Linked DNA regions of Homo sapiens: regions 1, 3, 4 and 5 are each linked to region 2. Evidence: chromatin loops called from intact Hi-C (ENCODE). Cell type or tissue: psoas muscle. All regions are shown on one strand.

Region 1 (5,000 bases), 160 kb after region 2:
GATCCTGGCAGGAGAAAGCTGTTAGTGACAATGGAGGAGAAGGCTTCTGTCGTCACACAAATGCGTTTAGCAATTGATAGAGATGGGAAAGAAACCAGCAAGAGTTCTATCCAATTCCTTCAAAAAGCATACCGTCTCTCCAAAGTACAGGGCGCATTAGAAAACAGAGACTTAAGGTGGTGTCAGCTCAAATTTACACTGCATTATTTAGGCTTAAATTGTATAATATTACCTGGAAGGATGCTACTCCAGACCTAGAGGTTTAAATTAAGTATTCCAGACCTAGAGGTTTAAATTCAATGTATTAATCTTTCAAAAAAGGTTCATGAGAAAAATTTAGAACTATGGGAAGTTTCCAATCTGTGTTATTTTTCTCTCCTTCAAGACATGGAACAAATATAGCTGTTGATTTAGAGAAAATTTTGGTTTTGAATATTTTACTATGACTTTGTAAGAACTATATTTATTAGATAAGAATTTAAGCAAAAGTCTGAAAAGCTTTTTTACCTAAAATAAGCCACCTGAACAAAATACCTCAATACGTTCTGTAAAGAGTCAATATCTTCAAATATTCTGTGATACAAAATATTCTCTTACTTTTTAGGCATGACATGGGCACACACATATACACGTGCATGAACACTGTTCAAAGCCTTATTAACCAGCAGGCAGAGATGCCATGTAAGACTCAACTCAAACTTACAGCAAAGTGCTTCATAATTTGCTCCAATTCCCAGCGGACCTCTCTGCACTTTGCTGCCTATAACCATGGCTCCCTTCTTCCCATGAGCTGAGGAGCTGATCTCAGAAGGGCAGCTGCAATCCTGTGCATGGCCAGCTCTCTCCAGAGCACCTCAAGGGCACCTCCCTCCTGTCCCCCGCCCACAGGTGTGCAGCAAGCTCCATGTGGCTCTGACAGCTGGGGAGGCTGGACAAGCCACAGGGAACCTCGCCATGTCTGAGCCCTTGGCAAGTTATTACCTCAACCATCCAAGGCAAGATTCCCAAAGTACTAGGGGAAAGGGGCTGGAGGGAGGAGAGTGAAATTTTAGGAGAAACAGGAGAGTCGAGGGGAACCCAGAGACTGCCTGCTAATTTCGCAGGGGACACTGCGGTCACACATTTGGCATTTGGCAGCAGCAGTCTTCATTCAATTGCACATAAGCATCCCCAGGTGCCAATCCTGTTCTGATGGTTCCCTACCTAATCCTAGGTGCGGGTGGTGCTCCACTAGTGTCCAGCTGTTGTCATCCACACAGTGACTTTTGTAAACCAGCAATTGGCACAGGTCTCTGGCTGTCATGTCTGCTAGAATCTCCACCACTTTGCTTGTCCCATCTTCACTAAAGACTTTAACATCCTGCAACACACAAAGGGGATAGTTACAGATAAACAACTTCGGGCTTTCAAGAAATAAAAACTGAAACAAAAGAAAACAGGTAAAGTAAAAATAGTAGTGCTCCAACACATGGGCAACTGTTTTTCCAGGCAGCCAACAGGTCCCCACCAGCTGCAGGGATGTGACTCTTCCTCCCTATCTCCCCTTTCCCACCTCCTGGGGGCAGAGCAGGTAGGATTACAACATGATACTCTTAAAATGCCCAGGACAACTCATGGGAACATACAGCACACGGCTAAACCACCAAACCTGTCTTAAGAAGTGACAGGATTCACAGGATTCATTTAAAATACGCTGGTGGTCTCCAGGTTGGACATTTTACAGTTGAACCAATTGAAAAAACAAGCAAGCAACAACAAATCCTGTAAATCTCCCTCTTCCCATCATAACCTTTGACGAGTCGACCTGTTCTCCCAGGGCACAGGGTCCAGCAGCGGCACCTACAGCCTTTCCCGCAGCACCTCACCCCTCACAGACACTGAGGCTCAGGGTGGAGTGGAGATGAATTAATACAAAAGAAGGGCATAATAAAAACATAGTCACAAGATTCTTTAGCCCCTAACCCCTACAAAGTTACAAGCAAGCTTCATTTGCCCGGTGCTGTTCAAATCCATGAACACCGAGCAGCTCCAGGCCAAGGGATGGAGAAGTAGAGTCCAGAGGACGGGAGTCTATCCCTTCCAGGCAAGACCCTGCAGCAATGCACCCTTCCCAGAACACGAGGTGTGTTTAACAAATCCTTACCTCGACAGCCCGGAAAAAGCAGTCAGAGGAGCAAGATGGCATTTTAAATTGCGACTGCCTCTTGCAAGGGAGCGTGTTTCCGTCTCTCCCCACTGTCCCAGGCTGGCTGTGTGGAGCCTGCGTGTGCCCTGGGGGGCAGGCTGTCTCCGGGCAGCAGGGAGGCCACCCACCCACCCGCTGGGCTCCCAGGCTGCCTTGCACCGGCTCCCTTAGGGAGTGAATCCAGCCACAGTGATGCAATCACCCCACGGACTTGCTCTCCCACTCCCATACGACAAGACCCGGACTTGGGGGTGAGGACGCCAACCACAACAACCGCAACAACACAACTCTCACACCAACTGGTCAGAAAAACCCCCGCTCAATGCTTTCCCATGGCAGTGAAATCACACACAGGCAGCTGAGAGGCTGAAACACGTGCGTTCTCTGAATCCAGACCCATCTGCCAACCTCCAAATAATCTTTGTCCCGCAACTGATGTGTCAGTGGCAGCTTTGGAGCTGGATCTGCAGGGTGGGTGAGAATGTTAGTTTGTCCTGACAAACTCCCTCCGAGGCTCCCCGCTCTCTCTGGCCCCTTTTCTTGTGTTTGGAAGGGGGTGCTTACTTGCTCTGAACTTTGATTTCTGTGGCCGGCGTGGAGTCTGACAGCAGAGGGAAGGGCTGGGAGGCCCCCACCTTAATCAGGAACTGGGACCACACCATTCTACAGGGACCCTCTTGACCCTCCTACAGCTAGCTACCCTCAGCTGTCACCCGGTGGGCAGGAAGGAGTCAATGTCACTCAAGCCTGAGTGCCCAGGTGGGGGTGGTGGGGGTGGTAGAGGCGGGGCTCAGCGAGAGCGGAAGAGCCCTTCTCTGTGAGGGCAGGTTAGCCTCCCAGCAGACGGGGGACCAGCCAGGGGAGCCTGCACTCTCAGGTAGGGTCACTGCCCCCTGCCTGCCACCTACGGGCCACTTCTCCAACTCAAAGAAATCCCAGGGCTGGGGCTGGATCAGGACCCAGAGACTTGTTTTCAACTCTTATTTATTTTTCAAGAAATCCACCATCTCTTTTCCAGAATTTATGTGTCACTCAATGAAAGTATACTTCCCCCTAACAAGCAAAATATTCAAATACAGCTGACATGGCTGAATAAGTCTACAGAAATACAATTTAAGTGAAGAAAACATGTCTCTGGGTCCTAGGTAGGAATGTTATTAAAATGCATTAACATAAAAGAAAAACAGGAATTTGGAAAATATAACTGAGCTCCAACAATGCTTTATAAATATGCTAACCATCATAGGGAATGTCTTCAGGACCAGTGCATGCCTTCTGCTACCCAAATCAGGGTTCCTAATGCTCTTCTTCCCTGAGTCTCTCAATGAGCTTATCTGCACTGAGGATACATGATCTTCTCTAGGAAAGTGAAATTATGTTGAAGTGTGTGTCTCATCTCTCTCCAAGTCTCTTTGCCACTTTTCTTGTTCAAATCAGCCATGCCAATGGTTTTCTCATTTTTTTTTTCAGCCCTGCTGCATTTTTCTTTAAACTCTCTCCCCAACCCCTGTTGTTCCACAGCCATCCCCCCAAAGGTCTATAAATAGCCCGGGTATTAAAAGCTGAGATGTGCTTGGTCACACGTCCACATCCACTCCTTTTAGATTCCCACAGAGGCTGGGCTGGCGAGACCCTGAGGGGGCAAGGCAGACAGGAGACTGAGTCAGACACAAAGGCAGGCACCTTCCAGCTCCAGCGACAGGCCCCTCTGCCCCTGACACAGCACTCTCTGGTACTTCCAATCTCACCAGGGCCCTCCAACCACACACAAAGCTAAGACCCAGAGACAGAACACCAAGAAAGCCCTGTGTATACCAGCCATCTCAAACCACCCAGTCAACGCGTAGAGCTACTGATGAGAATGTTTGTAAGGAACACAAGAGGTACGAGGGCTCCTATTACAGGGTACTGCCAGCCACTGACCACGGAGTCTTTTAGAGCTGGCAGTTCTAGGAGGAGCATTCTGTACAGCACCAACTGCCCCTTTAGTAACCACCTGAGCACTGCTGGGGGCTCAGGTCTCCTGCGGAGCAGGCCTGGGTTTCCCTGGCCCATCCAGTGTTCAAGCATCTCACACGAGGTGGGCCTAGAAGGTTCTCTCGAGCAGGTCAAGGCCCTTGTCCCGCAGCAACTCACAGTTCAGAGCGGAGATTGTTACCACAGGCAGTTAATTTCCAAGGTATGACTTGTTTAGGGAATATAAGAATCTGGTAACACCAGGAAAGGTGAGAAGCTGAGACCCACAAGTTCTATCTGAGTTCTATCCCGGCTTAGCCTCCTACTGGCTTTGTGACCTCGGATAGGTAATTAGCAATCTAAGACTTGCTTTCCTCATCCAAGCTGTGGGGAACTGCTCTGAGAATCAGTAATGTAAGCAAAACACTGCTTAATCAATGTATGGAAGTTCTACATTAGTTATGACCTATCTTGGCCTGGGGTGGTGGTTCCAAAGAGGAACTTAGAAACAGACTTGGCCATAACCATGCTTCATCAGTAACTAGCTGTGGGAACATGGCTGAGCTATCCAGCCTCTCTGTGCCTCAGTTTCCTCATCTGTAAAATGGAAATCTGTAAGCAGCACCAGCCTCATAGTGTTGCTATGACATGGATTAATGAGATACCCTCTTGAAAAGATCCTGGCCCCTGACACGTGCCCTCCCTGGGACGTGCTTGGATCCACCGTGGATCTGGGAACAAGGCAGGCTCCAGCTGAAGGCCTGTGGACAACCACCGAAGGGTGCAGGGGCAGGACCCTGAAAGCTGCTTCCAACTCAGGATTTCAGTTCTGAGAAAGCAAACCTCATGACCAGTTAAG
Region 2 (5,000 bases):
AGGCTGGAGCGCAGTAGCACAATCTCAGCTCACTGCAACCTCCGCCTCCCAGGTTCAATGTGGTTCTCCTGCCTCAGCCTCCCGAGTAGCTGGGATTACAAGCATGTGCCACCACTCCTGACTAATTTTTGTATTTGTAGTAGAGACGAGGTTTCACCATGTTGGTCAGGCTGTTCTCGAACTCCTGACCTCAAGTGATCTGGCCTCCTCGGCCTCCCAAAATGCTGGGATTACAGGCGTGAGCCACCACGCCCAGCCCAAATGTTAACTTTAAATGAACAAAGTGAATTATATCTCAATAGAACTGTTAAAAAAATAGAATATAAAAGTCCTAGAAGAAAACTGTCAACAAAAACAAGAATGAAAACAACTGCTTGACAGCAGATGAGTCTAATAAGCACGATGCCAACACTAAGGTTGGTTGACTGGACACATCCTGGACATGGATGGACTGAGGCTCCTCCCACAAACATCCAGAGCGTGTCTTGCCCTCTCGGTCCTCTGTGCACCTCCCAGGTCTCATCACTTTGTGCTCTTCCAAGGGCTCAAGTCTCCTCTCCTGCTCTGCTACCTGCAGGCTTTCCCACGGCTGCAGCTCCTCCTCGCCTCAGAGCTCCAAGAGTCAGGTGAGGCAAAAGGACATAGTAGGTGGAGTGGCAGTGCCACACTCTGACTGGCAGCCCCTTGACAATGACACTGACCCCAGCCTGCTCCTTCTCCTGAGTGCTGTCTTTAATTTGAACAAGGAAGCCTCCTGGAAAGGCTTGAAATGATTGTGAATTAAAAGCTACCTCAGCCGGGCGCAGTGGCTCACGCCTGTAATCCCAGCACTTTGAGAGGCTGAGGCGGGTGGATCACGAGGTCAGAAGTTCGAGACCAGCCTGACCAACATGGTGAAACCCCATCTCTAAAAATACAAAAATTAGCTGGGCGTGGTGGCGCACACCTGTAATCCCAGCTACTCAAAAGGCTGAAGCAGGAGAATCACTTGAACCCGGGAGGCAGAGGTTGCAGTGAGCCGAGATTACACCACTGCACTCCAGCCTGGGCAACAGAGTGGGAGACTCTGTCTCCAAAAAGAAAAAAAAAAAAAAAAAAAAAAAACCTTATAAACCAAACAGAGCATTTGGTCTCACCTGGCTCTGTGTACACAAGGGAGATTACCAAGGGGCATGTGTGCAGTGCATCTTAGAGCCTTTTTGAGAACTGTATCATGATTCTCAGTAGAGATGGCTTATGCCCCAACCCGTGTGGGCCAGCCTGCCCTCACCTGGTGAATGCACAGCATCAGGCAGCAAAATAACAGCACGCCACAACACAGTGTCAAACAGACTCCTGTGTGGGCATCTTGTAAAGGTGCGCAGCCAGCAGCTCTAGGGTGGGGCCCAAGACTGGCTTTTCTAAGGAGCTCCCAGACAATGCTGATGATGCTGATGCTGTTGATCCACAGAAGACACTCAGATTAGTGAGGCTATGGACAGGCCGCTGTCCTCCAAGGAGGGCCAGTGGCAGAGGTGTGGGATGGAGCCTTGAGGAAGGAAAAATGGTAAAGATTCTGCGGCCAATAAGCTATGTAAGTTAGAAGTCTCATGGCAGGCTTGAGGAAGCGGGAACAGCCGCTGTGCGTGGAAACAAGGCTGTGTAGCATGGGGCAGGGCAGGCCGGTGGGCCAAAGAATGCAGGCTTTGCTCTGCCATCTCTGGAGAGCCAGTGCCAGTGTTTGAGCATGGAGGTAATGAACAACACTTTCCCCTCTGTCACATTCACAGAAAATGAAGAATGGAATAGATGTAGACAAACCTTTAGCCGAAAGCAGACAAGCCCCAGAATGACTTCCACACAGATTTCAAAGCGGGGATCCTGGCGCACCAGTGACTCAAACTCATGGGACAGCTGGACATGCTTCAAAGAGGAAAGGGAAAATCTGTTTTTCTCATGGCCATTTAATTCAGAACTTAACTACCTAGAAAACCTTATTAGACTGCCCATGTATAATTCATTTAGACGCTCTTGGCAATTTTCCTCAAGTGCTTTTACCGTTCACTGACCAGCTGTTTCCAGGCAGGCTAAGAAACTCATTCCCTACATTAGCACAGGTCTAGTGTCCTCAGAACACCAATTGTCATTTTCTTCTGTTCATGGGACTATTCTTATCCCACCCAAACTGTCTTTTATAATGTTAGAATAAACACCGTGAGGAGGTATTTGATCATTCTGGAAGAGACAATGGCTAATGCCCATCGAGTTGCTCCTCTGTGCTTGAGGTGCCAGCGCTCACCACTGCGGCATCCTCAGGACAGCCCACAACACAGAAGATATCATGATTATCCCCATTTTGGAGATAAGAAAACAGGCTGGGAGAGGGTGAGCGACATGCCCAAGGTGCACCCGGAGGCCTTGGCTGAGCTAGGATTCTAAGGCAGCCTGATGGAGCTGCAGCTCTGTGGCTGCCACAGCTGTTGCTCCTCCTCCGCGTTTGCCACCTAGAGCTGGGCATCCTGTCCGCTCTGTCACATTCAGAAACGGCCTTCCTCTCATTGAATATCACACTGACCTTATTTCACTTCCAAATAGTTATAGAACTCAGAAGCTATTCAGACAGCATGTGATCCTAGGAGAAGGAGCCCTCCGTGGCGTAGGCCCGTGCCTTGCTCATTCTAAGCCCGCGGATACAGCAGGGCCCCCATGTTGCAGGTGCTGGGGAGGACCTGCGGAAACGCGGCGCCTCGCGGGCAGGGGGTGGCTGGGACAAAAACACGTGTCATACGAGTGGTTCCTCGTCATGCCACCAGAGAGCGCCAAAGACCTCGGCCTCATGGGCGATCCCGAAAGCCGGTTCCCGCCCAAGGAGACAGGCTTTGAGCATCGCTGGACTCTGCTCCTAAGGCAGGATTGGGTCCCCTTTAAGAAAGAAGTGGAGTGTGTTTTAAACAGGAGCCAGCATGATCATAACTAGTTGTCCTTGAGCTTAAAGACGTCATCATTGTGGGGAGATAAATCCCTTATTTTTTGGCTTTCTTTCCCCAAAAAAGCTGAATTCGTCTCAAATGGGTAGAGGGGGATTTCCTACCCAGGAATTCATATACATACTCCTTTCCCAGTTCTCGCCCCCAAACAGGTCCTCATAGTGCTCGGCAGCTCCTGGAACTGTCCTCACCGAAGCTTTGGGAGTAGGCAGTTCATGGCACATCCTAGGCATTCTATGAAGCTTGCAGATGGATGTGTTTATATATGCTGTGCCACAGAGGAGGTGGCTGGGGACACCTGCCCCTGCACACCTGGTTGTGAAGTGGCAACAGGACTTAAAATGGAGGGCTGTTACCATCACTAAGGCTGAATATCATAAGTGTGCTTGTTCCCATGAAGCCTGGGGACCTCTGTCCATCAAGATGAGGCCACAGCTTAGGAAGGACACCAGGATCAGAGAGAGCCAGCAGAACAGCAGCAGGCCTTCTGCAGCTGGCTAAACGGGTGGCTCTAGGCAGATCCAGGCTCATATTCAGGACTCAGTTTCCTCATTTTTTTTTTTTTTTTTTTTTTTGGTGAGACGGAGTCTTGCTTTGTCACTCAGGCTTTAGTGCAGTGGCACAATCTCTGCTCATTGCAACCTCTGCCTCCCAGGTTCAAGTGATTCTTCTGCCTCAGCCTCCCGAGTAGCTGGGATTACAGGTGCCTGCCACCATGCCTGGCTAATTTTTTGTATTTTTTTTTTAGTAGAGACAAGGTTTCACTATGTTGGCCAGGCTGGTCTAGAACTCCTGACTTCATGATCTGCCCACCTCGGCCTCCCAAAGTGCCGGGATTACATGCGTGAGCCACCACACCCAGCCAATTGTTATTTTAAAAAAAAAAAAAAAAAAAAAAGCAGGGGAGTGGGGCTTGGAGCTGATAAGTGGTTCTCAAATTTTAGTGCATAGAGAAGGTGTCTGGTTTGCTTGTTAAAACAGAGGTTGCTGGGCCCCACTGCAGGCCGGCACTGCTGGTCTGGAAGCATGTCTGAGAACCACTGGACTAGGGAATATCTATCTTATTCTGGCAATTTTGGGGGAGAAAAACACAGTCCTTATGTTCTCATAATTGCCATTGCTCAATGAACTTCATTCTTGGCTAGATGTGGCTAAAGCACAACCTATGTGATGTTTCTACTGTGACCATCTTCCTGGACCTGATAACCTGCAATCTTAACGAAAGTGACTTAACAGATCTTATAAATAACCTCATCTCAACAACCCAAACTACAGTCTGGTTCTCTTGCCATGTATTTGCTTATTAAGACATTTGAAGGCCAGGTGCAGTGGCTCACACCTGTAATCCCAGCACTTTGAGAGGCTGAGGTGGGTGGATCACCTGAAGCCAGGAGTTCAAGATCAGCCTGACCAACATGGTGAAACCCAATCTCTACTTAAAATACAAAAATTAGCTGGGCATGATGGCGCATGCCTGTAATCCTAGCTACTCAGGAGGCTAAGGCAGGAGATTCGCTTGAACCCAGGAGGCAGAGGTTGCAGTGAGCTGAGATTGTGCCATTGCACTCCAGCCTGGGGGACAAGAGTGAAACTCTGTCTCAAAAAAAAAAAAAGAAAAAAAATTTGAATTTATTTCTAAAGTCCCGAAAGACCTCCGCAATTTTACCGTGATAAATAATAAAAACAAAGTCACCTTGCGGATATAAGCCTGCAGTCCTTTGACTCCATACATCCTAAATACAAACCACATTTTCAAAGAGCGAAATCTTCTGCCCAGTGGTATCTGCCAATGCTGAAATGAAACATGAAACAGACCATCAGTGAGGAAGATATTAAAAGCTGGCTTCCTTTTCGGCTCACCGGCTCGCCTATTTCTCTTGGAGGCAGCCGATTCCCTGGTGGCCAACCTGCTCCCATTGCCATGGCCTGTCTTGGATGGCAGGGCCCTCGGTGATGTGGGCAGAGGCTTTCTTTGCAAATCTCCAAGAGAAAGGAACACAGATGGGGACTGTTGACCTGGGAGCCAGTGATGTT
Region 3 (5,000 bases), 130 kb after region 2:
GCGCTCCAGCAGCCTAAGGCGGGAGCTGGAAATGACAGCCTTGGAGACGAGGAAGGCTCCAGGGAGGACGGAGAGGAACACCTGCTGAAGAATAAGACGGGCGGCACCAGCCGGGCTGATTTGGGGAACGGAAGGTAACAGAGGTGATGCTTCTATCGCTTTACAGGTCTGGAAAGACGGATGCCTCACCAACTGGGTTTCTGATCCGAGAAAAATTGAAAGACAAACATGGCTGGGGGAAGCAAAACGCTGACACACAATTCAGGTGGCCCAGCAGTGCTGACCTGCAATCCACCCCACCCCAAGGCAGCCCTTTCAATCCAAAGTGGACAGAGTGGGCCTTATCCCAGAATCACTCAGGAAGCTTCTTCAAACATATGACTGCCACACCCGCCCCCAAGGTTCAGAAACATCTTCGCCTCGGGATGATGGGCGTCCTCACTGCCCTGGCCTTGGGGAGGACACTTAGTGGCCACAGCACCAAATAAAGCCTCCTGTGGAAGTGCCAATTCTCCAGCAGAGTGACGCTACCCCGAAGTGAGCCTGCGCTGCCTCCCACACACGGCAAGGGTAACAGAGGTCCCCCTAGAACATTCTGGGCCCACTGTTGATACGGTTCAGGGGTATAAGCAGGTATACACTGTATTAGAAGCCCCAGAACACACAGATACCCCTAACTCAAAAACGTCACAGAAAGAGAAATTTCTGTGTTAGGCTTTTCTCTCCTCAGGCATGCCAGAAACTTTAGAGGAGAAACATACTGTTTTACAGTTAGAGGAGGAGTTGCTTCTAATGCTTTGAGAGACTGCTCTGTGATAAAGCTGACATCTTGAGTAAGGAGTTTTGGAGCAATTGTAAAGCCACATGGGAAACAAAATAAAATCAGACCCATACTCTACCCAGCAGTGAGGATAAATAAACCCAAGTGCATCTGGGATCGAAACAAAACCAAACAAAGACCAAAAATGAACCAACTAAGGACAAAAGAAAGAAAGGGAGAATGCAGAGAGCAGGAAGGAAGGAAAGAGGAGCAGAGGGAAGGAAGGAGAGAGGGGGGAAAAGAATCCAAGTACAAGACAACATGAATGCACCCCTTTATGATTTAGGAGTGGGAAAAACAAAAGTGTCTGCAACTTAACTGATTAGAAAAATGGACAAAAAATGTAAACAGGGTAGAACTGCCAAAAGACAAAGAAGTCCTTCCATACATGAAACGAGGGTCAGCCTCCTTCATGAGAGATGCGGCTGACAGCATGACTCTCAGATGAAGAAGTAAGCCTGCTGAGGGACTCTGGTGATACTTCACAATATTACATAGGCCCTGCCCTTCCACCCCACAGCCCCACTTCTCAGGACTCATGGCAAAGATACATGGCAAAATTATGAAACAATGCAGCACTGTGTCTCATAACATTTGCCTGGAAACATGGTGAACATCCCTCAGTAGGGGACATTTTAAAAAATGATGTTCCATGTACATAAAAGAAAACCCAAGAGTGGAAAAGAAATGTGGGCCATCGCGATGCGCTGCTGTGGAGCGATCCTTGGGATGCAGAGACTGCGGGAACTGCGCAGCGCAGTACTTGCAGCACGCTACATTTGCTTAACGAGAGGCAGAAAACAAAATCTTTTCACTCGTATTTGTACAATGAAATGACAGAAGGATAAACAAACACTAATAAAAGCTGTTTATCTGGTGTAGGGGTTGGGAGGCAGAGTTGAGAGGACAGGGCATGTGCCTTATTTCATAGATCTGACTTTGGAACCATGAAAATGTTTTATGCAATTTACAAAGCAGCATTCAACCAAAAAGAAAATAAATCAGATCCACTTGCAAACACTAAAGAGAAACTGAAACAAACAAACCTGATTTACCCAGCAGTTTGGTGACAGAACCATAGAGAAGAATTACTTTAAGTGACTTTGGGCAAGGTATTTTAAGGTAACCTGCCTGGATTAATCCTTAAGGATTAAAAGGACTGTAAAGAAATCGCAATTCAGGTGTCTTACTGAATAAATATCAGCATTAATATTTTCAAGATATTACAGGTATGTATTTTGTATTATGTAATATAAAGTAATAAGTAATTAAGTTAATGCCATTAACAGAGATCATCAGAGGAAAAAAAAAACAACAAAATCAAAGAAGTAAAAAATCCTGTAATCTCAAATTTGAATTAGCAATATCAACGTGAACCCAACATTTATTTTTTGTTTTAAAAAAGCCCATGTCCTAGCTCTGTTTACTAAAAAGATCTAAAGATTGTAGTCTCCAAATACCATTTTGCATTAGAATGAATCAGGGTCCCTGTGAGAAATGCATCATTTGAGTCTAATACATCTTGTCACCCCAAAATCAAATACCATTAATGCTAGCTCAAAAGAACTCAGGAAGCAACTTGAAGGAACCATTGGCCAATGAGGGGCAAAGTGAGCGTCGAGAAGAGGTTTTGACTGAAATAAATCAAACACAAAAATCTAAGTTCACAGTGACAGTTTAAACAAAATCCAAACTAACAACAAAAACACCCCTTGTTTGCCTCTAGTGGAAGGTGGGAGAACACAAACTCGTTCTAAAAATTGACAAGTAAAGGGGAAAACCAGGCATTTACCTACTTTTTCCAGGAAATATCTAATGCAAGAAAGAACTTCAGCTCATATAGGAAGGAATTAGAAAATGATGATTTTGGAACACCTAATGAAATACTGAACCTGGGCAAGTTCACCAAGGGCTGCTAAAACCATGTGGTGGACGGGGACGGTAGCCTTGGTGGGGAGGTTCCAGCTGGCTGCACTTGAACCCCTGCTCACCCGACACCACTAAACAGCAACCAGGCTTCAGGCCTCCTCCACTCCAGGCAGCAGAGCACCCAGTACCTGCCCTGCAGACACCAGGCAGAAGAAATGCATCTGATCACACCATGACCACCACTCCCCAGGAATCAGGGAGACAGAGGAACTTATTAAAATAAACCACAAACATGCTATTAGCAAATGACCCACTTCTTTAACAAACAAAAGATGTTTAAAAAAATAGAAGAAAAACAGAGTGATGAGAAAGACTATTTTATATCCAAGGAGACAGAAGTATATGGTATAGCATCTAAATGCCATTTGTGGGTCCTACCTTAAATAACCTCAACTTAATTTAAAGGAGTTTTTTTGGTGACAACTGGGGAAATCTGAACATGGATTAGCTTTTAGATGATAGTAAGAAATTCTTATTTATTTAGTTAAGTGTAATAACATTGCAGTTATATCAAAACAAAAGGGTCCTTATTTTTTTAGAGACAGGCATTGAGATGTATTTGCTGGCAAAAATTTAGGATATCTGAAATTTCCTTTAAAATAGAAGAGGAGGAAGAGGAGGAGAAAAGGGAAAAGAGAGATGAAGAGGAGGAGGAGGAGAATGTAGGAAAGGGAAGAGGTGAAGTAAGCAGGTTGAAGCTGCGTGATGGGTAAGTGGGGTTTCATTATACACTTATGTAAATGTGAAAATTTCCGTAATAAAACTTTTTGTAAAACGAAGGACACAAGAATCATTCTTTGAGTTTAGCAGCTTCCAGGAACCTGTATTTTGAGTATTCAGACCCCGTATGGGACAGCTCCCACATGGATGTAACTACTTCCTCAGGGAGGATGATCAGCCTGTGTCTCTTTCTGGAAGACTGCTGGCTCCGCAGTGTCGGCCTTCTGTGGTAACTGCATCCCATGTCCCTGTCCCTATATCCACACTGTGGCTGGCTCCTTCCCAGGGTCATTCAAGTGTGGTCTTGGGATTTGCTTTGGTCAACGGGATGGTGGCAAATGTGATGGTACGAGAATCTTGAGAAGTCTCGTGCATGTGTAGTGGGGTTTAACCTCTCTTGCTATGCCTGGGAGCCTCAAGTAATCTGCTGCAGACACATGCCCAGTCACTAATTGCCACGGCAACAGCTCACAGCAACAACCAAACACGAGTGAACCTATCCTGGACTGTCCAGCCCCAGCCAAGCTGGCCCAGGTGAGAAAGGCCACTCAACCAACAATGATACGTAATTTATTTTTGTTGTTTTAAGCCACTAAGGTTTGGGGCTATTTGTTCTCAGCAAAACCAACCTCATGTAGTACACAATCAAAAAGCGTAGGCAAAAGCATTTTTTTTCCATCTGCCCACTACCTTATGAAGATAAAACAACTTGTGTTGTCCATCTCTTCAGATTTCATACAGAGGTGAAGGATAATTACAGATACACTCTGGGCAGACATGGATTAGATCCCTTTCTGCCCCTTACTAGCTGGGCAAGCCCTGCGTACCACTTATACCTCTAGCCTACCTTTTCTCCTCTTTAAAATGAGGACAAAACTGCTGCCTGTCCAGCAAGGATGTCTGAGGAATTAAACAGAACAGATCCCCAGCACAATAAAACCTTAGCAGATGACAGCTCTTATCAGTGGTGGTTCCTTACCCATCCACGAGCCCTTGCTGTTTAATGATCCTGTGGGATTCCTCCCTGGAGATCCTCCCGTGAAACCAGTGCTGTGTCCTGTGAATCACTGTGGGGGGAAGACAGGAGGAGGGTAGGATGGTGGTGCCTCTGCAGAATGGCTTCCCTGACAGCACAACCAACTCTGATCAACTCAGAGCCCCTGACTCCCCCAGCTACAGCTTGTGTGGTGCACTCTGGCCACAGGCAAATTCGTAAGGCTGAGGGGGAGTGGAGGGGGGTGCTGTTTGATTTTCTTTATGTACAAAAACATCAGGCAATGTGCCCTGTTTACCTGTACTTAGGGTAGAAGGGTGGAGGGGACTTTGGCTACCTAGGATGTTCATCCGTGTGCTTCGCTTCTGCAAAAGAAATCCCACATTAGCACCGAGGACAGCAGACAGACACACCAAGTCACCCAATATGTCCAAGCTCATGGCAGGCCACTGGGTGGGGTGCCTGACTGGGCTCACAAGGGACCTTGCCCCATCTGAAGACCCCACTGACCCCTGAGAACAAAGAGCTCAGGGTTCC
Region 4 (5,000 bases), 210 kb after region 2:
CCTTCTCTCCTCCCCACCCCCTCCGGTAGGCCGCACACAGCCACAGCTGCATAGCACGACCCCACTGGCCTGGACTCAGCTGACTGAATCACAGGTGTCTCCCAGGATCAGGACTCTCCCTTCCCTGGGATTCCAGAAGTGAAACAAGAGACAGAAACAGAGCAGCACCCAACACTGACACTGGTTCCAGCCCAGAAAGGTTAAGTAGGGGCTGACACTGTGGCAGGGGTTTGTGTGTGGCTGCTACTACAACACATGCCTGAGGGCTTCGGGTGCCCACCCATCCTCTCGATTGGCCAGAGTGCAGAAGGAAGCCCATCTTCACAGAGGAAGGCATGGGGCAGATGCAGAGAGAGAAGCCACAATGGCACAGAGAGTAAGTGAGAGAGAGAGCGGCGGAAAACGCACTGTAGAAAGGGAGGAATGAGCACGCAGAGACAGTGATGGTTGGTTTTATGTGCCAACTTGGCTGGGCCATGGTGCCAGGTTTTAGCTAAACACTAGACTAGATGCTGTGAAAGTATTTTTTAGATGTAATTAACATTTAAACCACAGACTTTGAGTAAAGCAGATTGTTCTCTCTCATGTGAGAGTGCCTCAGCCCATCACCTGAAGACCTGAATAGAAGAAAAAGACCGGCCTCCAAGGGGAAAGATGGAATTCTGCCTCCAGACCTGAGCTGCAACCCTTCCCTGGATGTCCAGCCTGCCAGCCTGCCCTGCAGATTTTGGACTTGCTAGCCTCCACAGTGTCATGAGCCAATTCCTAAAACACATGTGTCTCTCTCTGTATACAGCCTATTTAATGGGTCTGTTTCTCCAGAGAAACAGAGACCTAGGGCTACAACCCAGCACATGGAGATGGGGAGGGGTTGGGGTGGGACGGGGAAAGGGAGCCAGGAGCTAGGGCTGTGCAGCTTCCGGTGCTTCCTAAGGCCTGGCTGCACTCCTGCTCAGGGAAGATTGGTAAAACATTCTTGCATCCATACAATAATTTTGTTGTTGTTGTGCTTAAGCTAATTTGAGTGAGTTTTGTACGTGTAACCCAATACATTCTAATAATATTGACTCCTTTCTTCTGCATTTTTAGATTTTTCGCTTTTTGACATCATGGCAAATAATGATGGAAGCTCACATAATTCGTCCTCTCTTCTGCTCCCAGAATAGCTGCAAGTTACACCCACTTAACACACAGGGTCACAGACAGCAAGACCCTCTTCCTACCAAAGGCTACATTGGTAGGAAGGAAAGCAGAGACCGGCACTTGCAAACTTGCTCACCCTGCCCTGCTCCTAGTAGCTCTGGGCCCAGGGCCCAGGACGTGGGCTTCCTATTTCTTAAGAGTCCTCAACTCTAACATGAGCTTAGCAATAGTGTCCACCCCACCGGGGGGGGGGGGGGGTTGTAAGGACTAGGTTAGTTATTATCTGCTTTATAACACAGCTTGGCACACAGTAAACAGGAAGATGTTATTTATTAGCCCTATTTCATCTATTTCTTACAAAATAACAAAAAGTGATCGTTATTAACCTGGCTTAACAGCTGAGGAAATAGGCCTGGAAGAATTAAATCACCTGCCCAAGGTCACATAAGCGGTATTGAAAATAAGCTTTGCATCCCTCATTCTCTCCTACCAGGTGTGTGCTCCTCACAGAAGCTTCAGAGGGGCACTCTGCCCTCTGGTTAGGAAGGCCTTTGTTTTAAAGGGCTCCCCTCATCTCTCAAGGCTAAAGGGCATAACAAGACAAGACATAAGGAAACAAAACAACAACAATGAGGGAGGGAAGTCCTGGGCAACCACGGTAGTGCAGAGGGGGTATGGAGTGGGCAGGGTCACCCCCGGGGGTAGTGCTTGGGCTTCTGGAGTGGGTGGGACAGTAGGAGCAGGGTTTAGCCAGATCACGCTCAAGATCCTGGTGAAGACAGACAGATAGAAGGGAGGGGTGAGGACAGAAGGGAGGCTGCTGAAATGGCAGCGATGAGATCACTGAGGCCTGGCCAGCACAGCCCTTGCTGGAAGAACAGAGGCCACATTCAAACCAGGGCCAGGGGAGAGGGCAGGGGCTGGGGAGCATCAGGCTGGAAGAGGAAGGTTGCCTTAGAAAAACAGGGGTCAGATGGATCCGAAGATGCGGACTGGGTGAAATCAGCAGCTGAGACGCAGCAAGCAGGGCCCTGTGTGCCCAGGATCTGTGTGGAAGGAGGGAAGAAGAGAGATGTTGCCATGGTTCAGGTTGTGAGTGGTCAAATATTAATCCTGGCCAGATATTAAAAGGACAAAGTGCTGAATCAATAATTAATAATTACTGCATAATCAATAATTAATCACAAGGAAGAACACTCAGAGTCAGCAGGCGAACTCTTGCTCATAGCTGGGGTGAGGTGGGGTGGGGAAGAGTTGGTTGGCAAAAAATCAGGACCCCTGGAGGGGCAGGCATGTACCTGCCTGAGCTACCCGAGGCCCAGAAGGCTTGTGGCCTCAGGGAGAGGAGAGCCTCACTGCCAACTGCTGGAGCGAAAATTGCAGTCCAGAGAACTCTGCCTGCCAAAGACAAGACCTCAGTTCTGTATTTATTGAGACTGCTGCATCCATCTTGAGGAAAAGTTATAGTGGAGACCACGAATCTGGGGCTTCAGGAAAGTTCTAGAACGTATGCATCACGCACCCACTCATCTCCTACACTCCTATTTAGCTGACAGGGAATAGCTGCTTAATTGAAGCTCTGCAAAACAATTAGCACGAGCGCCACTCTTAACTTACCGTATTAACAGCTCAATATTTCTATCTCAGTGGGCCATCTAAAAGTCAATACTGGCCAAAACACAAAGTTCACTGTTAAGTATAGTCAGTCTTGGGTGATGCAGGTTGGTCTCAATGCCACACACGTGCACACGTGCGAACATGTCCACACACATGCACACACTTGCACACACATACACGTGTGCTGTGGGGCCACTCTGCCAATTCAATGCCAGGCTTTTAATCCTGCTTTGGAAATAAAAACAGTGGTACAGTTCCTACTCTGAGACTGTTCTCTTCTAGGAAAATAACATGTTTTCATTCCCTCTGGGGAATTTTCATGTGCAGTTATTTCTCTCTATGCATTCCTAACAGCCCCTTGGCTGTGCTCCCCAGGCAAGCAGCCCCCGGGGTCTCCTGTCCTTTTCCTGCTAAGCCTTCTGTCAGTCAACCAGATCATTCCTGGGTCATAGCTCTGCAATTAGGTCAAATGCAAAGTAATTCTGTCATTATTCAAAGTAAATATAAGGTAACAGATGCCAAAATATAAACACAACACATATCCTCAAAATGCTTTTACTCTCCTCTGAGGTGGATTATTTGTACAACTATTTTCTACTTTAATACATTCAATCATGAATATTTTCAACAAAGCCAGGTCAATCTGGTAACTCAATAGGTTATAATCTTCATAAACTGAATCCAACCACTCTATCTGGATGTTTCAAACCTTCATACTTTCCAGAGCCATTACAGCAAAAATAAAACTTTTTAGAAATTTTAAATGCCATACTTTAGAAACAACTGTAAAATGTCCTGTGGGGTTCATTAGCATTTTATCTGTTTAGATAATAAAATCAATTATGGTTCTCTGACTTGTAAGCTTCACTAAATTCTAACGAAGAGCGACAGTTAAATCTTCCAAACAGGGGTTTTAAAGGTTTGATTCAAAAGAAGACAATTTTTCATATTCTACACCATTTTTTTTTTAATTACTACATTAAGATACGACTGAAATCACACTGAGTTCTTACAAGCATCCCTATGGCGTTTATTCTGTCAGCTGGTCTACCTCAGTAAGGACTCTGTGTGCCACCTCTGTGGGTGTGGTCAACTGCAAAATTCTTGTCTGGTCCCATGAATCCAAGTGGATCAATAATCACCCATTTGTGAAAGGCCTTCTGCCACGTAACAGAAGTGGGAGAAACAAGTAAACAAATGCTTCTCGCAGTGAATATTCAGATTGTCTATTTAATGTTAACTTGACGCCAAAATATTTTCCATGGGGCTGCCCCACTGGGAGGAATAGTGAAAGGTGAAGAAAAAAATAATTTTATATATAAAATTTCACTTCAGACGGATTTATAAGAATGTATTTTCTGCACAAATATAGGTCAAACAACATGGCTGTCAATCATGTTATTAATAGTTATTTTCCTTCTTTAAATAACCCAGTCCAAAACTGGGTATTAACTTTGCCCCAAATATTTGAGTAGCTTGTCTGATCTCAAATTCACATCTCATCTAGTTTCACTGTCATTAGCAAACTGAGGCTGGCTTAGTTTTAAAATAGATATAAACTCAGCGAAACACATTTGCATCGGGCTTATAAATCATCACGAGTAAATGTCTTCCATGCAGCAGGCTAGGTGTGCTGACTAGGAAAAGGCAAAGAGGACAGAGAAACTCCGGGGACAGAGGATTTAACTTCTAGCACCATCTCACCACCTTCACCAATACATTTCTTAGTTTACAGCACCATCTAGTGTCTTCTTTACATTGTTTAGGGATTAAAGATGACACTGGATTCACTTTACTAAATGATTTGGCAACATAAGGACATGTTATTTGCACCATGTGTTTAGGACGTGTCCATTACGATCCCTTCTTCACAGACCTACACAAGCTTCCATCAGTGTGCGATGCCTTCAGAGCTTTCTCCACTACCCCCTTCCCCCATTTTCATATGGAAGATATACCCTGTTAAGTCATAAACAGCTGGGGTGGGGGTATATCATTAAGTCAAAGCAGATTCAGTCCCTAAGAAACAGATAAATGGCACTTTACATGAAAAGTCTCTAACACATGTGCAAAAGCCAAAGTCCTTACACATTTCTATCTAGAAAAGAAGTGAAGGTCAGGCTGCAAAAGTGTTTTCCACTAGACCATGTTCACTTGGCAAGCAATTTCTGTTAACTTCTAACCAATTAAAACTTTGTGCAAATATAACTTAACCTTCTACTGAAACAGCTTTCTGAACA
Region 5 (5,000 bases), 130 kb after region 2:
TTCATTTAGAAAAGAAAATCACAGGCAGAGATACAAAGTCAACAGGCTCCAAAACAACCCTGAGCTGTCCCCTTTACATTCATGTCAATTAAATACAAAAATAAAAGTCAAATGTCCTTCCGTCCCCGGTTTGCGGGACTTGTTCTCAGGTGGAATTCCCAGCCGCCCAGCGCGAGGCCAGCGAGCTGGGGCCTTAGGAAGTCTGCCGCCACGTGGAGGCGGTTTACATTCTCCAACAATTCACTTCGGCAGGGAAAATACAAAAGACTACGTCAAACCAGCTACATACAAAACTGTGAATCAGAGTCAAGCTTTTGTTCTCCTTTTAAATAAACGCATATTTATAAATATGAAATACTGCAAATACAAGCTGTCTATTGGAGAGAGGCGTGTGAGAGAGAGATTATACACTGATGGGACTGGTCTACGTACACAGAAAAAAGAAATCCTAGAGTTGTTTTTCCTTGAAAAGGGTTTACCTCGAGCCAGTGAAGAGGAAGGAATCGTGGTGTAACTGCAATGTCCGTCCCTACAGTGAAGCCTGCCACCAGGTGTGAACGTGAGAATTATCTTACTGTCAATAGTTTGAAAGACTGACTGGCTGCGAAAGGAAGAAAATGCAATTGAGCACTGATGGTTAAAAACATGTTTTGCTAGAAAATTCTTCATTTGTATACCTTTCATGGAAAACAACTAGAGTGTGGTCTGTAGACTGACATACAGTGTTACTATACGGTAGACTGACTTCCAGCTGACTGGCCTTACTGAAGCTTGTGACACTGCTCTAGGCTACGGGGGTTGACTGAGGAGCAGAGAAATGCTGTTCCTTAGGGAACACTTCAGTGGGGCGGATTTGGGGCAATATCATGGCCAGCACACATTAATAGAAGCCAGGCAGGTGTTGTCTTGAAAAAGGAAATCATTCTGCTCACCACAGTAGTTTGTCGCCTGTCAAAGGAGTCCTTTCTGCTTTACAGGGATCAAAGGTAAGGAAATGGCCACTCTCACACCTGATCACTAAGCTAAGGGGACGTGGCAAAGGGGGCCACCCGAGGGGCGGAGGGGACCAAGTGACAACTCAAGCCACCATCTGACTCATCTCCCGGAGCGGGGACAAAGTGTTGTGTTGACAAAACTCTTCCATGTCCACAACCACTGTGAGGTACTTCTGACCCTAAGCCAGCAGAGGAGGAGCCTCTAGCTGCTCTGTGTTCACTGGCTTATGGGGGTTTTCAGCAGGACGGAGGGCTGCAAGCAAAGATCTTTAAATATCAGCCTGTGCCTGTGGCCCCTGCAGCGTTTCCTTGTCTTTATCACTATGGAAACCCATGAGACACAGCACGAAGACAACCAGGTGCCATTTTCTCTTTAGATCCTTTAATCCCCCGAGGGACATCAGCCGTGAAACGACTCACACCACTGCAGCAGCAGGGGTAAGGCAGTGATCGTTCTAGAACAGGCTGAAGGCTGTGGAAACGCAAGGCTGAAGTACCCAGGTGGATTATGCAGCATCCACCGCTGGCCGATGACGGGTGCCAGGTGTGTCTCAAGGAGGCTGGCCCACGTCAATCTAGAGGCGAGGCCATTCAGCCTGCTGTTTGTGGAACAGTGAATTTTCCAAAGGAATAAAGTCTCCTGCACTGTGCAGAACAAGACACACTAATAACAAGAGGATCTGACATCTGAGCATAGAGAAATGATTAACAGACTGTGGTTGCTTGACTGAGTCCACAAAATATGCCAAATGCCTACCACAGTGACACCTTTTATTTTAACAAGAAAGCTTTTCAAGTATACTGGGAAGGGCTGGGTTTGTCATTTGGGAGCTGAATCCACACCGTGGTAGTCGGCAGAGGGTGTGGAGGACCCTCTGGGAACATTTGGGGACCCATATTCAGTTTGAAATCTGCCCATTCAAAACTCTTTCTGTATTATATGAGTTGAAACGCCACATCCCCCTCCTACAATAGGCTGAATACAATATTGAAAACAAAGAAGGAGTGCAAAAAAGTGATCAATACAAAAAAAGTAAACATATCAGTTTTAATTGTCAAGATTATTCCAGGGCAAGAGTTCATTTCCAATCACTTCTCTCCGGTTCTTGTTCCTAAGCGGCCCAAGCCAAGATGATCATTCCAGTTTATTTTCAACTTTCCGCTGGATCTTCCATGCCCTCCCCAATTTGGCCGATGCAGAGGGAGGCGACCCTGCTGGGTTCACAGCAGCAAATCGTCGTTTAAGTCCAACAAACTAGTCAATCTTGGTCGGCTGGCACCGAACAAACCCATCTCGCTCTGGGTCCCCAGGTGCAGAATCGATGTGTGTTCTTCACCAACGCACAGACCGCTTCTTCACTCCAGTGTTCACTTCCTCCAGTCTTCAGCCGAGAGGACATCTGCGGTCATAAGGCCACTCGGATGCAGTGGTGCTTGAGTTTGCAAGGCAGGACTCCTTTGTTCAGCTGGTAAAAGTCAACCAGCTGGATCAGGTCAGAGAATTTGGTGTTCCCGTCATCTAGGCTGAAGAACGTCTGCCCGTCGTCCTCGCACTGGAGAGACACAAGAACACTTGCCAGGTTAGAGGCTGCCACCTCAGGGAACAGAACGGGGCCCACGGCCAGCAGCAGCTACATCTGCCCATGATTTGATTCCAGAGGGACACACAGGGCAAGGTAGGCTAGAAAACACCAGGGGCGGGAAAGACGGGAGCAGAGGATGTGTGCTGGGGGCTGCCATGTCCCTGAGCGAGGGACAGACTTTGGGTGGGCTGCGGAGGCTGCTGAGGACAGCTAGCTCCCCTGCTCCCTAAGGTGGTCAAGGGGAAGGGCTCGAAGTTGCCCCCAGTTCACCCAGCTCATGAGAATTACATTTACCAGTTAACTTGTAAGTACCCACTGCACACAGCATGCCCCGAGAAGACTGCACAAACCTGGGTCCTCACTATACGACCTCAGCCAACTCCTGAGGCCCCAGGGGTTTACTCTGCTCCATGATGAAGCAACTGTTGGGTGGCTATGAGGGATTAATAAGCTCACGCAGGTAAATTCCGTTCCTAGGTCCCTGAATATGGGGCAGTTATTTTTATTAAAGCAGGGGAATGCCACAGTATCTCCCAGAGAGAATCATATTCCTAACACCTATTTTAACTCAGTGAGTTTTCAGTTGGATGACTGTAGTACAGTGCAAAACACTGCTGAAAGGAGGTCGTGTTGTTCACAGGGAATAGGTCAGCCTTAAGGCTTGGCTAATTAATGAGCTTGGAACCACTTCGTAACTCTAAAACCATTGCTAGAGCTAACAGCACATCCCACAGCCAGTTTTCACACACAGAGGCTGCACACCTAATGCCCTAAGTCCCAAGTTGCTGTTCTTTTGTTACTTGTAGGATTTGGGCATTACACACTCTGCCTACCACGAAAGCCCCCTTTCTTTCTTTTTTTTTTTTAATTTACTCATCCAGCCTAAAATGTCAATCACTTTTCATTTTATATTTTGAGCTAAAAGAATTATAACTGTGTGAATAATATAATGCAGTAGAAGAACAAAAAGGATTGTCTATGCAGCACTTTCCCTAGGACAGTAATTCCTGTATTTGCATATAAGGTTGGCTGGAAGCTGGGAAGGCTGGGCTCAACCCCAGATTCTGTTCCTCACCCCAGTGCGGTGCAGGAAAAGCCACTGACAGCCATGAGCCTCATTTTCCTCACGAGTAAGGTGGGGATGTCAGCACACAGCAGGAAGCAAGCAGCCACAGAAAAGACAGTGCGTGGCACACTGCCTTCCCCTGGCTCACAAAAGCTAAGCAAGACACCCTCCTCATCCTGTATGGTCCATGGCTGCCAGTCACTACACGATTCTTGAGATCATAACAAAGTCCTGGGGGTCAGATAAGCCTGAAGAACTCCAGGTTCAACTGTGTAAAACAGGTGAGTTTAGTTAATTTAAGCCTTCTCAGAGCTTTTTCTTTGCTGACATGCAGATTGAATCTCTGAGAGGAAACTGTCCAGCCAGCCTCTTTTGGTAGAGTTTGGGTTCCACAGGATGCATTTCACAAACATTATCATTACCTGCAGAATTTATCAATTCAGCATGTAAACAGCTGCTATTAATTTTGTGTATTGTATTCTCAACTAAACTGAATTCTTGTAGGCGCTGATCTAGCACTCTAATCATGAACTAGAATTGAACTGTGGCATACTGAAGTGAGAGGTAAACATCAGGCGAATCAAACATAAAGTGCTTTGTCAAAAAAAGTAGTGTTGATTAATGTATTCTGTAATGAAGTTTTTGGAATTGTTCAAAGGGAGAATGGTCTTTAGATCCAAGGACCATGTGGAAGGAGAAACAAAATTACTCTTTGGGAGGCCACTTAACGCTTCTTGGATAGCCCTGGTGTACACCAGGACAAATTACAAGACTCCTCAGACTCCAGCAGCCAACAGGCAATCCTGCTGCACAACTCCTGCCTTCCAGACCCACGTGCTCACAGCTGCTGCGACCTCAGCTAATTCTCCTCCACCTCCCCTTCCTGTGACCTTGATCCTTCCCATCAGTACCCTTTCAGCTGTGGGCCCTCAGCTAATTCTCCTCCACCTCCCCTTCCTGCGACCTTGATCCTCCCCATCAGTACCCTTTCTGCTGCAACCAAGAGCTCACAGGCTCAAGGGGGGCCTCAACACCCTATCACCACTTTCAGGATTATTTCCAGGGAAATGTTTTTCTAATTTCAAAAGACAAACCTGTAAAGAAATTCTTGAAAGTTTCTTAACTGCAGCCTTGAAACTGTCTGATACTTACCGGTCTTGTCGGTTTATAACTTGAAAATTGCATTAAGAATGAAACCAGAAAACAAACCACAAGGACTGGTCTGAGAACATCAATACTTACAGGTAAGATCTGGAAATTTTTAATTTTCTGGTGATGACACAGTGTGAGTACAAATGCCTTTGGATTACTCTGGCTGTCACGGAGGAGAAAAAGCCTGGGGAAGGGAAAATAGTT

What was found. Peaks named below come from ENCODE experiments on the same cell type or tissue, not always from the same donor. Only the 100,000 strongest peaks of a DNase experiment are listed, where the experiment ranks them.
Region 1: a loop joins it to region 2, with 7 times the contacts of the local background. A loop is called at or near these places in 34 of 110 quality-filtered maps.
Region 3: a loop joins it to region 2, with 2.8 times the contacts of the local background. A loop is called at or near these places in 42 of 110 quality-filtered maps.
Region 4: a loop joins it to region 2, with 7 times the contacts of the local background. A loop is called at or near these places in 93 of 110 quality-filtered maps.
Region 5: a loop joins it to region 2, with 5 times the contacts of the local background. A loop is called at or near these places in 37 of 110 quality-filtered maps.

What each region holds. Positions count from the first base shown.
Region 1 is chr7:50,625,619-50,630,618 of GRCh38, forward strand. GRB10 (growth factor receptor bound protein 10) reads right to left here. Exons shown (of 19, transcript NM_001350814.2): 8 at 1,204-1,360. Among named protein-coding and RNA genes, the nearest start is that of DDC, 63 kb to the left of the region's middle. In psoas muscle, a CTCF peak has its summit at 3,012; DNase peaks (open chromatin) are centred at 2,583 and 3,033; H3K4me3 peaks cover 1,767 bases; H3K27ac peaks cover 4,177 bases.
Region 2 is chr7:50,465,414-50,470,413 of GRCh38, forward strand. DDC (dopa decarboxylase) reads right to left here. Exons shown (of 15, transcript NM_001082971.2): 12 at 4,660-4,758; 13 at 1,801-1,902. Among named protein-coding and RNA genes, the nearest start is that of FIGNL1, 18 kb to the left of the region's middle. In psoas muscle, a CTCF peak has its summit at 2,786 (motif pointing right); a DNase peak (open chromatin) is centred at 2,788; H3K4me3 peaks cover 632 bases; H3K27ac peaks cover 762 bases.
Region 3 is chr7:50,599,550-50,604,549 of GRCh38, forward strand. It overlaps GRB10 (growth factor receptor bound protein 10), which reads right to left. Exons shown (of 19, transcript NM_001350814.2): 16 at 4,762-4,828; 17 at 4,449-4,536. Among named protein-coding and RNA genes, the nearest start is that of DDC, 37 kb to the left of the region's middle. RefSeq lists an enhancer at 1,792-1,961. In psoas muscle, no CTCF peak of the experiment used is centred here; no DNase peak of the experiment used is centred here.
Region 4 is chr7:50,674,950-50,679,949 of GRCh38, forward strand. All of the region lies in intron 5 of GRB10 (growth factor receptor bound protein 10), which reads right to left. Among named protein-coding and RNA genes, the nearest start is that of GRB10, 110 kb to the right of the region's middle. In psoas muscle, a CTCF peak has its summit at 4,514 (motif pointing left); no DNase peak of the experiment used is centred here; H3K27ac peaks cover 5,000 bases.
Region 5 is chr7:50,590,551-50,595,550 of GRCh38, forward strand. It overlaps GRB10 (growth factor receptor bound protein 10), which reads right to left. Exons shown (of 19, transcript NM_001350814.2): 18 at 4,887-4,980; 19 at 1-2,548. The coding sequence ends at 2,402. Among named protein-coding and RNA genes, the nearest start is that of DDC, 28 kb to the left of the region's middle. In psoas muscle, no CTCF peak of the experiment used is centred here; a DNase peak (open chromatin) is centred at 2,609; H3K27ac peaks cover 1,351 bases.